Linked DNA regions of Homo sapiens: region 1 is linked to region 2. Evidence: read pairs that join two places in POLR2A ChIA-PET (ENCODE). Cell type or tissue: OCI-LY7. All regions are shown on one strand.

Region 1 (8,000 bases), 630 kb after region 2:
GCTTGAGGCCAGGAGTTCAGGATCAACCTGGGCAACATAGTGAGACCACCCTCACATCTCTATAAGAAATTTTAGGCTCGGTGTGGTGGCTCACACCTGTAATCTCAGCACTTTGGGAGGCTGAGGTGGGTGGATCGTTTGAGGTCAGGAGCTCGAGACCAGCATTATCAACATGGTGAAACCCTGTCTCTACTAATAATACAAAAATTAACCGAGTGTGGTGGCACACACCTGTAATCCGAGCTACTCGGGAGGCTGAGGCAGGATAATCGCTTGAACCCAGGAAGCGGAGGTTGCAGTGAGCCAAGATTGCACCACTGCACTCCAGCCTGCACGACAGAGTGAGACTCTGTATCAAAAAAATAAATAAATACATAAGTAAAATTAAAAAAGAAAGAAAATGTTATTGTTGAGAAAGATCATAGCATTATTTTAAAGGTGATCCAAAGGCTCTGAGTGTGCAGGAACTTGCTCAAGGTCATAGTTATGCACCGAGGCTCAGACTAGAAGCCAGGTCTCCTCAACAGTTCAGTATATGAGACAACTCTCTGCCTCCACCCAAGTCCTAGAGACATTCCTTGGGGGCCTATTTTGAGGATCTTAGGCTGATAGGAATCAAGGGATAGGTTAACAGCTGCCCTATATTGAGAACTATAATCTCTAGTTTTGGCTTTCAAAAAGAAGTGTAGAGAGGGTGACTTATCTCTTAAGCAACCTGCTAAAATGACCGAGCCAATTGCTGTGGGGGAAGGGTGATGTCATCTTGTCCTTTCTGGCCTCCACACTGAAACTGGGAACTACTCTCTTGGTAAGGAAATAAAGGAGGAAGTGAAGAAGATTCATCATTGCTTAAGGAACCTGATATGTGAGCTAGGATTCCCTAGCTTTCGGCTGAGGCAACAGGGCGAAACTTTCTCACTCACGTGTTCTCAGGCCCCAGCTGAGAAGGGATGGAGCACTGCTGGTTGTTGGGGCTGGCCCATTCACCTGCGCAGTCTGAGCAGCTTGTGGGAATTCTAGAGATGTCAGATCTTCATGGCCGGGCGTGGTGGCTCACGCCTATAATTCCAACACTTTGGGAGGCCGAGGTGGGAGGATCACCTGAGGTCGGGAGTTCGAGACCAGCCTGACCAACATGGAGAAACCCCGTCTCTACTATAATGCAAAAATTAGCCAGGCATGGTGATGCATGCCTGTAATCTCAGCTACTCAGGAGGCTGAGGCAGGAGAATCGCTTGAACCTGGGAGGCAGAGGTTGCAGTGAGCCGAGATCACGCCATTGCACTCCAGCCTGGGCAACAAGAGCGAAACTCCATCTCAAAAAAAAAAAAAAAGAAATGTCAGATCTTCTCTGTTTGCATTGTTCAATACTTCTGGAAAGTTTTCTTTAGTAGAAACCTTGTATAGTAGTTGGGAATGGATAACTGGCAAGTGTGGCTTGGATATAACAGGTAAGATTTGATTATTTGGAAGTTTTTTTCAACTAAATGGACATTAGCACTTAAGATTCCACTTCCCTTGGCCCTATAAAAGTGGCTAAGAGGCTGGGTGCAGTGGCTCATGCTTGTAATCCCAGAACTTTGGGAGACTGAGGCAGGCAGATCATGAGGTCAGGAGACTGAGACCATCCTGGCTAACACGGTGAAACCTCATCTCTACTAAAAATACAAAAAATTCGCCAGGTGTGGTGGCACGCATCTGTAGTCCCAGCTACTCAGGAGGCTGAGGCAGGAGAATCACTTGAACCCGGGAGGCAGAGGTTGCAGTGAGCCGAGATCGCACCACTGCGTTCCAGCCTGAGTGACACAGGGAGACTCCATCTCAAAAAAAAGAAAAAAGAAGATGAGCAGTGAACAGGCCCACACTCCAGGGCCCAGAAGGACAGACATGTCCCGTCATTTGAGCTCTTGGAATCCTAGGCAGGCTCTCAGTCCTAATTATTACTCTAGAAATAGGTGCTTTTCAATCATTAAGAATACAGAATTATAGCTTGAAAGTATAACACCTAGCCACCCTTCTGAAGTTTTCCCCGATATAAAAGGAGCCCTGGCTTTTCCCTGCTTGCAGGCAGGCAATCCTCGAGTATAGCCTATGTGAGATCCCCGGCTCTGTCTCCTTGAAGAACTCCAGGATGAGATGAAGTTCCCATCAAGTCCTGTGCCCATAGCCTAGTCCAACCTTGTGTTTCCTCTTTTGTCAAATACTTCCTCAGGAGCCAACTCAAATCTTCCTTGCCTTAATTTGGGCCTATTTCTGGATTAGTCATATGGTAGCATAACTTCTTAATCATTATTAAGTAGCTGCTCCTTGAAAAATTTTTATGAGCTTTGAGCCTCTCAGGAGAAAGATATTTTAAATCCAATAAATAAATACACAAATAAACAAACATGGCACACTTTAGACTTTGAATCAAGTCGAAGGGAGGATGGTAAAGGTAGCCTGAGAATCCAAACTCAAAATGAGACCTTGCAATGAGCTACAGGAGCCGATTCTTCAAGATAAAAGAGCAGGGCCTGGGCTGACACAGCAGGGAAAGATGCTGACTCTGGATTCACATGGAGTAGAAGCCAATGCTGACCTTTTTAAATGGAACATCAAGAGCCCAAAGATGTGAGTTAGTTAATGACTCTGAGGATATAGGGACGGGGATCTAACCAAGAGACACTGCAGGAACAGGTAGGCTCTAGGACCCTGAGGGGGTGATGCATTTCTGGGGCAAGGGATAGAAGGGAATAAAGCCATGCTGAGCCCTTCAAAAAGGATAGGTCAGGCACCACTGGATGGTGGATGTCTTTGTCTTAGGGGAACCATCCAGGCCATTTGTGAATCCCTGTGTCTGTCCTGTCACATAGCAGCCGTCTCCAGGTTTTAACCTGTGCTCATCTTTCTGCATGCCGAGCTTATATTATGGTTTTTATGTTTAGGTCCCCTTGGTAGTAAATATCTTCTGGATTCTGATTGTTTGTTTATGCACATACTGGTGTATACCTTTCTCCCTCTGTTCCTTCATACTGTTTTACAAAGCCCACCTCCTTGCTTACTTATAATTGCCCATAATAATGGTCATAGCTGTGGTATTCAGAGTGATTCACATCCTTGCGTAATGGGCTGTTACCCAGGCTTATTGTAAGTCCTGAGGTGTAATTCTAAGTTCATGAGCACAAGAAAGATAGTCATTGTTTGATTTCTGGGATCCTCTTTCAGAAATCACCTGAAAAATTCATTGATTCCTTCCGAAAACATCATGAATTGTGTCTTCTGTCTTCTTATAGAAGTTATCATTGTGATTATCCTCATTTGACATGAGAAAACATCAGCATGAAAATGAGTAACAGCTCTCTTTATAATTTAGGTGCTTCATTTACCTCCATACATGGTTGTTTTAAGAGAGCTTAAATGTATCTGAATGGAATTCAGATCAATTCAAGAATTCTAAGAATTTCTGATGAGTTTTAAACCTTACCAGTTTAATAGAACTGTCCTGGATGGCTGAATCTATGCCTGTCCTGGTGTCCTTCAGTGGGAACTGTCAGTCTCTATTTGTGTCTGGCACAGGTTGCTCACCAAAGGGCAAACGCAGGATGGCTCAGGACCAGAGCTCCACCACTTGTGGCAGAGCCACTCAGAGCTGCTGACCTGGGTATATGAGGCCAGTCACATTGCTTGTGTTCTACACATGAGAAGACAGTAGTGTTAAGGGAAAAGATGTTTCTCTGTCATCTCCAAGACAAAGTGGGCGAGTGCAGTACCTTGGCCTCAGGCAGGCACATCTGCTCTACCACCAGTGTGCTGCAGCCATACCTGACTTTCCAGTTCCTGTGGAACGCACATAAACTGTGTTGTCTGCCCATGTATAAAGTGCTCTTGCAATATGGCACTGATCGGTCAAATTAAGTATACGCATATTCTATGATGAGATTTCTGTGTCAATTGACACCCTCCCCTTTCCTATACCAACCAGGACAGATGTTGCAAACAGAAACCTGGTGGAAGTGAGAATGAGGGGATGTTTGTTTGCGGGGCCACGTCCCACAGTTTTACAGACTATATCCTCAACTAGGCTCCACCTGAGGGAGTGAGTAGGAGCTGAAACCCAACCTGAGCTCCACATTGCTGAACCTTCAGCTTTACTGTTGGGGCTGCATCCTTCAGGAGGAAAAGGTGCCTTTTTTTTTTTTTTTTTTGAGAAGAAGTCTCGCTCAGTTGCCCAAGCTGGAGTGCAGTGGCACGATCTTGGCTCACTGCAACCTCCGCCTCCTGGGTTCAAGTGATTCTCCTGCCTCAGCCTCCCTAGTAGCTGGGACTACAGGCGCACACCACCATGCCCGGCTAATTTTTGTATTATTTTTTTTTTTAGTAGAGATGGGGTTTCGCTATGTTGGCCAGGCTGGTCTCGAACTCCTGACCTTGTGATCCACCCACCTCGGCCTCCCAAAGTGCTGGGATTATAGGTGTGAGCCACCATGCCTGGCTGAAAAGGTGCCTTTTCTGAGGCACATAAATACACCATATAAGCAAGAGACTGCCTAAAGATTCCCACATGGGCCCAAAATGAATCACACATGTGGCTGCTTATGGTAGCATTGTCTTGGTGGTGGGAAGTTGGAGGCACTTGGGGGTGCCCAGTACTGGGGAAGCAGAGAGGACAAATGTGGCGGGTGCACACTATGGAGTACTCTGCAGCAGTCAGAATCATGGACTAGATGTTTACATAGCAAGATGTATAGGGTTTGTTTTTGTTTTTGTTTTTGTTTTGTTAAGACAGGATCTCACTCTGTTGCCCAGGCTGGAGTGCAGTGACATGATCTCAGCTCACTGCAGCTTCGACTTCCTGGTCCTCCCACTTCAGCCTCCCAAGTAGTTGGGACTACAGGCAAGCACCACATGCCTGGCAAACTTTTATATTTTTTGTAGAGACAGGGTCTCACCATGTTGCCCAGGCTGGTCTTCAACTCCTGAGCTCAAGTGATCCTGCTGCCTTAGCCTCCCAAAGTGCTGGGATTACAGGCATGAGCCACCATGCCTGGCCTAACATACATAGGTCTTAAAAACAAAGTGAGAAGTGAAAAAAAGGAAGACAGAATGAGATATATAACACAATAATACTAATGTAAATTAAAATACATGCAAACCAAACAACACACTTGTAAGGTACATGGATGTGCTTTGGTCAAGGATAGACCAAGGTAAACATCCTGCATGACTCAGTGGGATTGGCATGCCGGTGCATAACTCCATTTGTAATATAATCACAGTTATGTAGCCATAACATGGGAAGGCTCATCACCTAGCTCGGAGCCACTATTGTTCGTATAAGGTACAACTGCCTTGCTGACACTGTGCATACAGCACACACCCAGAGAAAGAGAGAGAGCCAAAGCTCTCCATCTAGTAGATGGACAGAGGGGAGCCAGGGCTCGGCTTGACTTGTGCCCAGAGAGAGAAAGAGTTAAGCTGCTGACCCCATAGGGAGAGCTGGCTGTGCAGCTGTGTGTGGGAGCGGCAGGAGCCGCAGAGCCAGAGCAAGCAGCCAAGACAGAGACAGACGGTGTAAGAGAGCCGCTGAATAAAACCATACTTCATCTGCCTGCAGCCCTCTGAGTGTTCTTTCAGCTATCTGCCACCCATCCACCCACTGCCTTCGGACCTCAGCATGGACCAGAACCTGACCCTGGGCATGACAACACTTCACATGAATGCATACATACAAACCAAAAAAAAAAAAAATATATATATATATATATATATATATATATATATGTATATATTTGCACCATTGCACTCCAGCCTTGGCGACAAAAGCAAAACTCCGTCTAAAAAAAAAAATAAAAGAAAAGTAAGGGGCTTTGGATGGACTGATCATAGTATAATGAGCCATGAACTGAAAAGTGCGATTAACTTAATACTCTATACCTGAGCCCTAATAATTTCTTTTTTTTCTTAAGTGCTCTGGGCCTTGCCATTTGACGTTTTCCTCGACCCAGCTGTTGACCACTAGCATGGCTTTAACAGCATGATCATAGCTTTTTAATAATCTTATTGACAGAAATTTACACCTGGATTCTGTGAGCTGTCTTATAACACGCTGACCTTTATCAAACTCAGGGATATATGATGCTGTCTTGCTCTTTTGCTATCTTGCTCTTTTTTTTTTTTTTTAAGAGACACAGGTCTCACTATGTTGCCCAAGCTCGAATGCAGTGGCTATTCACAGGCACAATCATTGCACACTACAGTCTCAAACTCCTGGGCTCAAGTGATCCCCCCGTTTCAGCCTCCTCAGTAGCTAGCACTACTAGCTGAACGCCACTGTGCTGGCTTTTCCAGCTCTTTAAAATATTTGAAAGTTACCTCGTTTTATCTGTAGTTTTTTAAAGTTTCCTGATGCCCATAAACAGAAATGAAACCATGTACTTTCTTGGGGATCTAACTAAAATGCAAAAGCTATGTTAATGAGGAATAAGCACCACAAAGAATAAAAGAAAACCCCTAATTCTGTTTGGGCTGGTTTCCTAGAAATCCTGTGCCCACTTTTTGCATCGAGCCAAGGCTGGCAATATGTGGATAGGGCTAGTCCCTCAGGCATTGAGATACAGTGCCTCAGCTTCTTCAAAGATAGGTCTAGAACATTCTAGACCAATGCAATCAAAAAGTACCTGGTGGAGCCAGGCATGGTGGCTCAAGCCTGTAATCCCAGCACTTTGGGAGGCTGAGGAAGGAGGATTGCTTGAGCCCAGGAGTTCAAGACCAGCCTGGGTAACACAATGTCACTACAAAAATTTTAAAATTAGCCTGGCATGGTGGCACACACCTGTAGTCCTCGCCACTTGGGAGCCTGAGGTGGGAGGAGCAGTCGAGCCCAGGAGTTCAAGGCTGCAGTGAGCTATGATTGTGCCACTACACACCAGCCTGGGTGACGGAGTGAGACCCTAACTCTAAAACAAAATAAATAAATAAAAAGTACCTGGTGCTAAAAATTACACCATTTTAGGGCCAGGCGTGGTGGCTTACGCCTGTAATCCCAGCACATTGGGAGGCCGAGGCAGGTGGATCACCTGAGGTCAGGAGTTGGAGACCAGTCTGACCAAAAAGTTGAAACCCCAACTCTACTAAAAATACAAAAATTAGCTGGGTGTGATGGCAGGCACCTGTAGTCCCAGCTACTTGGGAGGCTGAGACAGGAGAATCGCTTGAACCTGGGAGGCGGAGGTTGCAGTGAGCCAAGATCATGCCACTGCACTCCAGCCTGGGCAACAGAGCAAGACTCTGTCTCAAAAAAAAAAAAAAAAAAAAGTTACACAATTTTAAAACAACATTTGAGTCAACCCAGCATCATTTTTGAGATACTCTAAGATATTTCTTGGCCTACTTGTGTGTGCCTCTTAAGCTGAAACAAGCCCTAGTATTCTCTAAAGTAGCATGTGTTCCATAGATACCCAATAATTTCAAGTTAGGTTAAATGACCTTTTACCATCCATGTGAGGACTCCTCTTGCCTATATGGTATCTATGCATATTAGAAAAGGTGCTTCTTCATCCTGGAGATGCAGTCCCACAGTAAGGCACAGGTGTGGCAAGTAGAGCTGGATTCATCTCAGCTCGTCTCCTTGGCTGTTCATGGCACAGTATGTACAACTGTAGGATATGGCCCTGCAAACAAACTCCACCCTTTCTCTCTTCCACCAGGCTTCCATTGTTTGCAACATCTTTCCTGGCTGGTGGAGGAAAGGCAGGCTCAACTGATGGTCCTAATCTCCAATGGGGGCAATAATATTGCCCACCCTACGTGCTCTTTTGGAACTTTGCTACTCTAAAGGTAGAGTCTGATTCCACTCTCTTTGAGTCTGGGGAAGCTTGTGACTTGTACCCAACAGAAGACAGCAAAACTAACACTCTGTGATTTCTGAGGTTAGGTTATAAAAAGTGATACAGCAGCCAGGCACGGTGGCTCACACCTGTAATCCCAGCACTTTGGGAGGTCGAGGTGGGTGGATCACCTGA
Region 2 (8,000 bases):
CTCTGTTGTCCGGGCTGGAGTGCAGTGGCACGATCTCAGCTCACTGCAGCCTCCATCTCCTGGGTTCAAGCAATTCTCCTGCCTTAGCCTCCCAAATAGCTGGGATTACAGATGCGCACCACCACACCTGGCTACTTTTTTTATTTTTAGTAGAGATGGGGTTTCACCATGTTGGCCAGGCTGGTCTCAAACTTCTGGCCTCAAATGATCCAGCCACCTCGGCCTCCCAGTGTGCTGGGATTACAGGCGTGAGCCACTGCACCCGACTGGTAATGTGCCTTTTAAGAGACTGCAGTTTGAGCTATACATAAAGTGATAATTATTGCATCACTGGCAGCAAAGAAGTTGTCTGAAGGACAAGTGTGAGGGCACCATGCCAATTCTGCCAGGGAGCCCTAGCCTAGGTCAGCACCTTCACACCCTTCCAGCTTTTCTCAGAAGGCTCTTTACCAGCTGCAGGTGTTTTCACAATGGCTTCTGGCAGGAAAGGCAAATGAGGAGGGACCAAAAACAGTCAAGGGTTGGAGGGACAGCAATCCATACTTTCCATAGGCAATACTGTGTGCTCATTTAGCAAATGGAGACAATACCACCAAAATGTAGAAAATTATGAGGCTACTGTGAAGATTAAATGAGAAAAGATGTGTATGGTCCCTGCCACAGGTTAAACACTCCATAAATGGCTGTGGTGATGATGATGATTATGATGAGTGGTGTTTACAATTCAAAGAGATGGAAAGGCACAATAACTAAGTTCTATTAATTAACCTGCACACTGGGCTTGCTGGTTCATACCTGTAATCCTAACACTTTGGGAGGCCAAGGCAGGCAGATTACTTGAGGTCAGGAATTCAAGACCAGCCTGGCCAACATGGTGAAACCCCATCTCTACTAAAAAATACAAAAATTAGGCCAGGCGCAGTGGCTCACGCCTGTAATCCCAGCACTTTGGGAGGTCAAGGCGGGCAGATCACCTGAGGTCAGGAGTTCGAGACCAGCCTGGCCAACATGGCGAAACCCCATCTCTACTAAAAATACCAAAAATTAGCCGGGGTGTAGTGACGGGTGCCTGTAATCCCAGCTACTCAGGAAGCTGAGACAAGAGAATCGCTTGAACCCGGGAGGCAGAGGTTGCAATGAGCCAAGATCGCACCATTGCTCCAGCCTGAGCAACAAGAGCAAAACTCCATCTCAAAAAAAAAAAAAAAAATTAGCCAGGCATGGTGGCGCATGCCTGTAATCCCAGCTACTCGGGAGGCTGAGGCAGGAGAATCATTTGAACCCAGGAGGTGGAGGTTGCAGTGAGCCAAGATGGTGCCACTGCACTCCAGCCTGGGTGACAAGAGCAAGACTCCTTCTCAAAAAGAAAAAAAAAAATTTCACCTGCTAAACACATTCACAATCCATCTACTTTCCCCATCCCAACTAACACTTCTCAGCAAAGGCCACAGCCAATTCTTGTCTGGGCAACTACTGTAGCCACCTAAACTGGTCTCCCTGGTCAGCCTGCTATCCCCCCTCCAGACCCTGACCTTCACAGCAATACAAGTGAAACTGAAAGATAAAAGGCATATCTGATCATGTCACTCCCCTGCTAAAACTCTTTCAGTGGCTTCCCCTACCCTGTGAATGCATCTGCATTCTGTAGCAGAGCTACCAGGCCCCAATGTGGCCTCTGTCTGCACTCTCACCTGTGGCCATCAGATCCCTCTAGTCCCTGATCATTTACACTCCTCCTATCCCCACCTGCCTTAGAGCCTTCCTGAGGGCTGTTTCTCTGCTGGGAAGCTTCCTCCTGCCAAATCCTTCATCCTCCTCATTCAGATCTCACCCTAAATGTCACCTCTGTAAGGACACATTCCCTGACCCTCAGACCAGGGTGGGAGGTCTCCCATTACAGTTCCCAAAAACGCCCTGGGACTCTCCTTGATGCATTTCTCAGTCTTGCAATTTTCTTAGTAATTTGTAGTTATTTAGTGGCTGCCTTCCCCAAAGGCCTGCTGCTCTAACTCACCACTGGATCCCCAGTGCTCAGCACAGTGTTTAGCATATGATGAGTGCTCAGTAAGAATTTGCTAGCTGACTGCCTAGGGAAGAGTGGCATAGGGGTATTGAAGCCAGGAGTTTGCTTCCATTCCTAGACACCTGGATAGCATTGCTACCTCCAGGTTGCTTAGTCTCTCAGGGCCTCAGCACCTGAGGCCAGCATAATCTGCCAGTGGCATCCTCTGCAGAAAAAAAAAAAAAAAAAACACCTCAGATTTTCAGCTACTCTGAGAAGAAATCAGCTGGTGAAGTTTCTTCTGTCTTCACCCCATTCATGGCCTGGCCATGATGACCAAAGACCCAAGCTGAACCCTGAATCAGCCAGGGTTCTGCCAGGAAACAGCACATTTAACTTGGGCAAGTTGAGGAGAGTTTAATGAAGGGACCACTAATGTGTAGGCTGGGTGCAGAGAAATGAAAAGCAATGGTAAGGAATTCCAAGGCCAGTAACAGTAGAGGAGGAGCCAGTTACCACTCATAGACCTTAAGAGTCTGGAGAGAGAAGTAGTCACAGAACCTTGAAACATCAAGGGTAACACAGAGGGCAGCTTTCTAGAATTCAATGCTTTCCACCGGGGGCAAAGCCAGCCTTCAATAACTTCTCAGGGAGGGAGCGGAGAGAATCAATACCCTGACCTCACTCTCCCCTCATTCCAACACAATGGAAGCAAGACGGTAGGACAGCTGGTATTTATTCCACACAGGACAGCCACACAGGGCACAGAGCACGGTGGAGGGGCTGAAACAGAAGATATCCAACCCATGCCATCCCCTCTGTGAGGCTAGCAGTTAAGTATAGTGAAAATGCAGAGGTTGGGCTCTGAAGTCAGGCAGACATGGGCTTGAATCAAGGCTCCTCAACTTCTGGCTGTATGACCTTGTCAAAGGACTTATTGGCTCTGAGTCTTAAGTTACTTCTATAAAATGAGCATGATAACATCTACTGCATATGCATTTAAAAATTACTAAGGCCAGGCACGGTGGCTCAAGCCTGTAATCCCAGCACTCTGGGAGGCCGAGGTGGGTGGATCACCTGAGGTCAGGAGTTCCAGACCAGCGTGGCCAACATGGTGGACCATCATCTCTACTAAAAATACAAAAATTAGCCCAGTGTGGTGGCAGGCACCTGTAATCCCAGCTACTCAGGAGGCTGAGGCACGAGAATCGCTTGAACCCGGGAGTCAGAGGTTGCAGTGAGCCAAGATCGCGCCACTGCACTCCAGCCTGGGCAACAGAGCGAGACTCCATCTCAAAAAAAAATAAAAATAAAAATTACATAAACCGGGAGCAGTGGCTCACATCTGTAATCCCAGCACTTTGGGAAACAGGTGGGAGGATCACTTAAGCCCAGGAGTTCAAGGCTGCAGGGAGCCATGATGGGCCACTGCACTCCCGCCTGGGCAACAGAGCAAGCCCTCATCCCTTAAAAAAACAAAAACAAAACAGTAAAGATTCCAAAAGATGATGCTCGTAAAGCACTGAGCACAGCATCTGGTACACAGTGAGCGCTTTCATTCATGGTAATTGTGTTACTATGACTCACCCTTCTCCACAACTCTCTGCTGTCCTGCCTCCATCCAGGACACCCCAGGGAAAAGAAAGACCTGCCTATTCCTGTTAAGGTCTAAATGACAAGCGAGACCGAGGGTCTGGACTTTAACAGGACTATGAGGAGTGGGGTGAAGGAGCATGAAAGTAAGGCCTCCACTCTCCACCCTCGCCATGCCTCTAGAGTGGCTGCCTTCCCTACCGGCAAGTTGGGGGTTACCGGGAGTCTCCCGTGTTTCTCGTCTGTTTTTCATGCAGGGAGCTGAGCAAGACTGGCCTCCTTAAGACAGTGGTCCAGCAGCGTGGACTCCAGACTGGGCTTTGGCGTCAGAGAGACAGGCTTCTGCCACGTATCAGAAGCGCAAACTTAGGCGGGGCCTGAGCATCTTCATCTGTGAAATGGAGACACTAAACGGAACCGATCTGACAGGGTTTGTGGGAGCATTAAATGGGATAATGATGTAAATAAAGCACGATGCACAGTTCCTGGCTCCTAATACGGCCACAACAATGTCGGTATTTGATATAATGTTATTAATAATAAATTGCTTATCACCAGAGGGTATGCCTCAGCAGCGCTTACCGCACTGTCCCTCCTGGCTACCAGCCACGGGCTGAGGGCGGCCTGAACGCGGCCCAACCACCCCCGGGCTCCCGTCCACCGGCCCTCAGCCCACCGGCCCCCTTTCGCGGGCCACCAGCGGGCGGTGCGCGGGGAGAGAAGTCGGGGAGACGCGCCCGGGGAGACGCCAAGAAGGGGCGAGTCGCGCACCGCCGGCCTTCGCGCAGGTCCAGAGCGTCGCCCGGGTGGACCTCAGCTCGCCCCATCATCTCATGCACCGCCCCCGGCCCACACTCACCCTCCACGCCGCGGACGGGAAGTCCCAGCACCCACAGCAATACTTGCCACCAGCCGAGGAGCCGCATGACGCGGGGCGGTCGTCGACCGGCAGCCGGGACCATTGCCCAGGCCGAGAGGCAATCGGCGCACGGCTACGCGAGTCGTGCTGCCAGCCGGAGGAAGGCTGGGGGAGGAGAGCCTGGGAGCGCGGGCGCGGCCCCGCGCCGCCATCTTAACACCTGGCAGCTGTGGCGGGCGCCATCTTGGAGTCGGGCGGACGGCCTCTAGCCGCTGGCCGTCGGCGCTGGACTGGAGACCTCTTTAGGAGCTAAGCGCCAGACGTTGCAGGTCGTTTTGAACTCTGCTGACCCCAGAGTGCAGAGCATGGCTCTGGCAGAGGCCCATGGCCTCCTTTCTTCCCTCGGAAGTCAGAGCTTGGCTACTTGAAGCACTGCGCCCGCCTAAGGAGGGTTTTCCACGCTTCATTCCCAGAGCCAGAAAGGCCCAGGAGCCTTCCTGTTCTAGTGTCCCATCGAGGTGCAGAAACTTTGGAGGCTGCAAATCTTCTAATCGCTTGCCTAACCTGTGCTCCCCTACCTAGGGTTGCCACATAGAATACCTGATACCCAGTTATATTTGAATTTCACATAATGAATATTTTTTACTATAACCCTTATAGTATAAGGGATATACCTTAAAACTGAGCATCCTGTAACTTCGTGACATCTGGCAACCCTAACCCTACCTATCCACTCAGGGCAGGAGAGGTTGGTTTTAACTGATTTACCTTGCAGGGCAATCTCTTTTTAATCATGGTTGGGGCCGTGAGCATCATTGGCTCTGGCTCATGGTGGAGGTGGAGCCACCTCGAGCATAAAGTAGATAGGAAAGGGCTTAGAATGAAGAAAGCATAGATGGGGAGATGAGGAACAGGGCTCTGCATTCCCAAGCAAACGCACAGAGCGGGAGTCTTAAGAGAAAATTCTTGGAATAGAGAGGATGACACCACTAATTGGGGTATTTTGCCGGGGGGCCTGCTAAAATGGAATAAGGCAAGCTTTAAGCAGCCACCAGTCAGTGCTAAATCAGTGCAGAGTGCAGCTTTTCAAACTTATGAGGTTGAAAAAATAGAAACTGATTTAAAATACATCAGTCTATTGGTTAACATAGCAATGGTAAGGGGAACCTGTGCTTTTTGGCCGCTTGGTGAATCCCAACTTCAGCACATGTGATAGTTCACAGTCAGCAGGTTATGTAACTTAAAGTTAAGTTTCTTCAGCTGTAAAGTGGAAATGACGTTATATAGAGTCTTATAGATGAAATGAGATGTAAAGTGATGAGCACAGTGTCCTGGGGCACAGGAAGCATTTCAAAGTGGTAGGCATTATTAATTGAATAATACAATTCTGATGGTGTGGCCATAGTCCCCTTATCTCTATGCCCATCAAAAAGACACTGTTAGGCCAGAAAGATGCATCATTAATCTGTCCCTGTGGATGATTCTTTTATTCTAAATACGTTGGTATGGTTTTGCTGTTGTAGATCCTCAAGTGCCATCTTGTGGGTCCAGAAGAATATGAAACAATGGACATGGATAAAAGAGCCCACAGTTCTAGAGCTTATTACTAGTCATCATTTCGCTAAGTACCTCCCTCACCCCTAACAGTGGAACAACAAACCTTTCCTTTTTAAACTATCTTTCTCATACCCCCATACATGATTTGAAGGTGCATGAAAAGCCAACAGGACAGAGCACCAAAAGGATTTATGACTAATGAAAAGGAAGCTGATCTGGATACTCCAACATGGATGCCCTGTGGTTACTACTCCTTCCTTTTTATTATCTCCTTTCCTTTCCTGTATGTGTGTTTGTTTGATTTTTTTATTTTTTGAGACAAGAGTTTCGCTCTTGTTGCCCAGGCTGGAGTGCAATGGCGCGATCTTGGCTCACTGCAATCTCCACCTCCCCGGGTTCAAGCAATTCTCCTATCTCAGCCTCCCAAGTAGCTGGGATTACAGGCATGCGCCACCACGCCCGACTAATTTTATATTTTTAGTAGAGATGGGGTTTCACCATGTTGGTCAGACTGGTCTCAAACTCCTGACCTCAGGTGATCCACCCGCCTTGGCCTCCCAAAGTGTTGGGATTACAGGCATGAGCCACTGCGCCCGGCCCCTTCCTGTGTTTTTACTTTAGCTCTGTGTTTGGGACAGATACGCTTACAGATGTTAGAATTAGATGTTAGAATTGGATGTTAGAATTGTCTTTCAATTTTTTTTTTTTTTTAGGCACAGTCTCGCTGTCACCCAGGTGCAATTGCTCAGTTATGGCTCATTGCAGCCACAACCCCTTGGGCTCAAGCGATCTTCCCACCCCGTTTTTAAATTTTTTTCTAGAGATGAGGTCTCACTGTTTGACCCAGTTTGATTTCAAACTCCTGGGCTCAAGCAGTCCTCCCGCCTCGGCCTCCCAAAGGGCTGGGATTACAGGCTTGAGCGTCTTTGAATAAATACTGTATATACCCCCTCTAATGACAACAAATGTAGTCCACAGGTTAGAATCCTTATTTAACTGTCTCACCACCAACGTGCACTTCTTTTCAGTGAGAAAACTGCCTTCACAATTGTCCTGGTTTCTATCAAATTTCTGGGGGTGAGGAAAGAAAAGCTGACATTATTCTCTTCCTTTGGCTGAAATTAAATCCGCCAAATTTGTCTTGCTATCTCAAAAGGCCTTTCTGTGAGTCTGGGACATCTTATATCAAAATGCAAAACTTAAATATATAAGTAAATAAATAAATAAAAGAATACCAGGGTACTACGGTCATTTAGAATGACTGAGGAACCAAACTGGCTCCTACTTGCCAAAGATGGGATGATTTGAGCATAAAAATGAAAAATTTCAATAGACTGAAATACACTGCATATGTTAACATCTATGAGTTCACACTGCTAACAAAATTTTTTTAAAACTAGTCGGCCGGGCGCAGTGGCTCATGCCTGTAATCCCAGCACTTTGGGAGGCCGAGGCGTACTGATCACCTGAGGTCAGGAATTCAAGACCAGCCTGACCAACATGGAAAAACCCCGTCTCTACTAAAAATACAAAATTAGCTGGGCATAGTGGCTGCATGCCTGTAATCCCAGCTACTCAGGAGGCTGAGGCAGGAGAATCGCTTGAAACCGAAAGGCGGAGGTTGTGGTGAGCCGAGATCACGCCATTGCACTCCAGCCTGGGCAACAAGAGCGAAATTCCATCTCAAAAAAAAAAAAAAAAAAGAGAATGTAATTGGATTACTTGTAAATCAAGGATAAATTCTCGAGCGGATGGATACTCCAATCTCCCTGATATGCTTATTTCACATTGCATGCCTGTATCCAAACATCTCTGGGCCAGGCGCGGTGGCTCAACCCTGTAATCCCAGCAGTTTAGGAGGCCAAGGTGAGCAGATCACTTGAGGCCAGGAGTTCGAGACCAGCCTGACCAACATGGTGAAACCCCATCTCTACTAAAAAATACAATAATTAGCCGGGCATGGTGGCCCATGCTTGTAATCCCTGCTAC

Evidence for each region. Peaks named below come from ENCODE experiments on the same cell type or tissue, not always from the same donor. Only the 100,000 strongest peaks of a DNase experiment are listed, where the experiment ranks them.
Region 1: POLR2A ChIA-PET joins it to region 2 with 9 read pairs; 2 of 35 experiments call an interaction of 5 or more read pairs at or near these places.

Annotation. Positions count from the first base shown.
Region 1 is chr5:134,242,707-134,250,706 of GRCh38, reverse strand. No RefSeq gene overlaps it. Among named protein-coding and RNA genes, the nearest start is that of PPP2CA-DT, 20 kb to the right of the region's middle. In OCI-LY7, no CTCF peak of the experiment used is centred here; no DNase peak of the experiment used is centred here.
Region 2 is chr5:134,870,985-134,878,984 of GRCh38, reverse strand. It overlaps TXNDC15 (thioredoxin domain containing 15), which reads right to left and starts at 4,614. Exons shown (of 5, transcript NM_024715.4): 1 at 4,455-4,614. The coding sequence starts at 4,557. It overlaps LOC124901071 (a long non-coding RNA gene), which reads left to right and starts at 3,587. Exons shown (of 2, transcript XR_007058943.1): 1 at 3,587-3,741; 2 at 3,853-4,154. RefSeq lists enhancers at 1,509-1,568, 3,979-4,048, 3,942-4,647, 4,579-4,868, 4,889-4,938 and a silencer at 4,229-4,338. In OCI-LY7, no CTCF peak of the experiment used is centred here; DNase peaks (open chromatin) are centred at 3,914, 4,654 and 5,264; H3K4me3 peaks cover 2,636 bases; H3K27ac peaks cover 1,774 bases.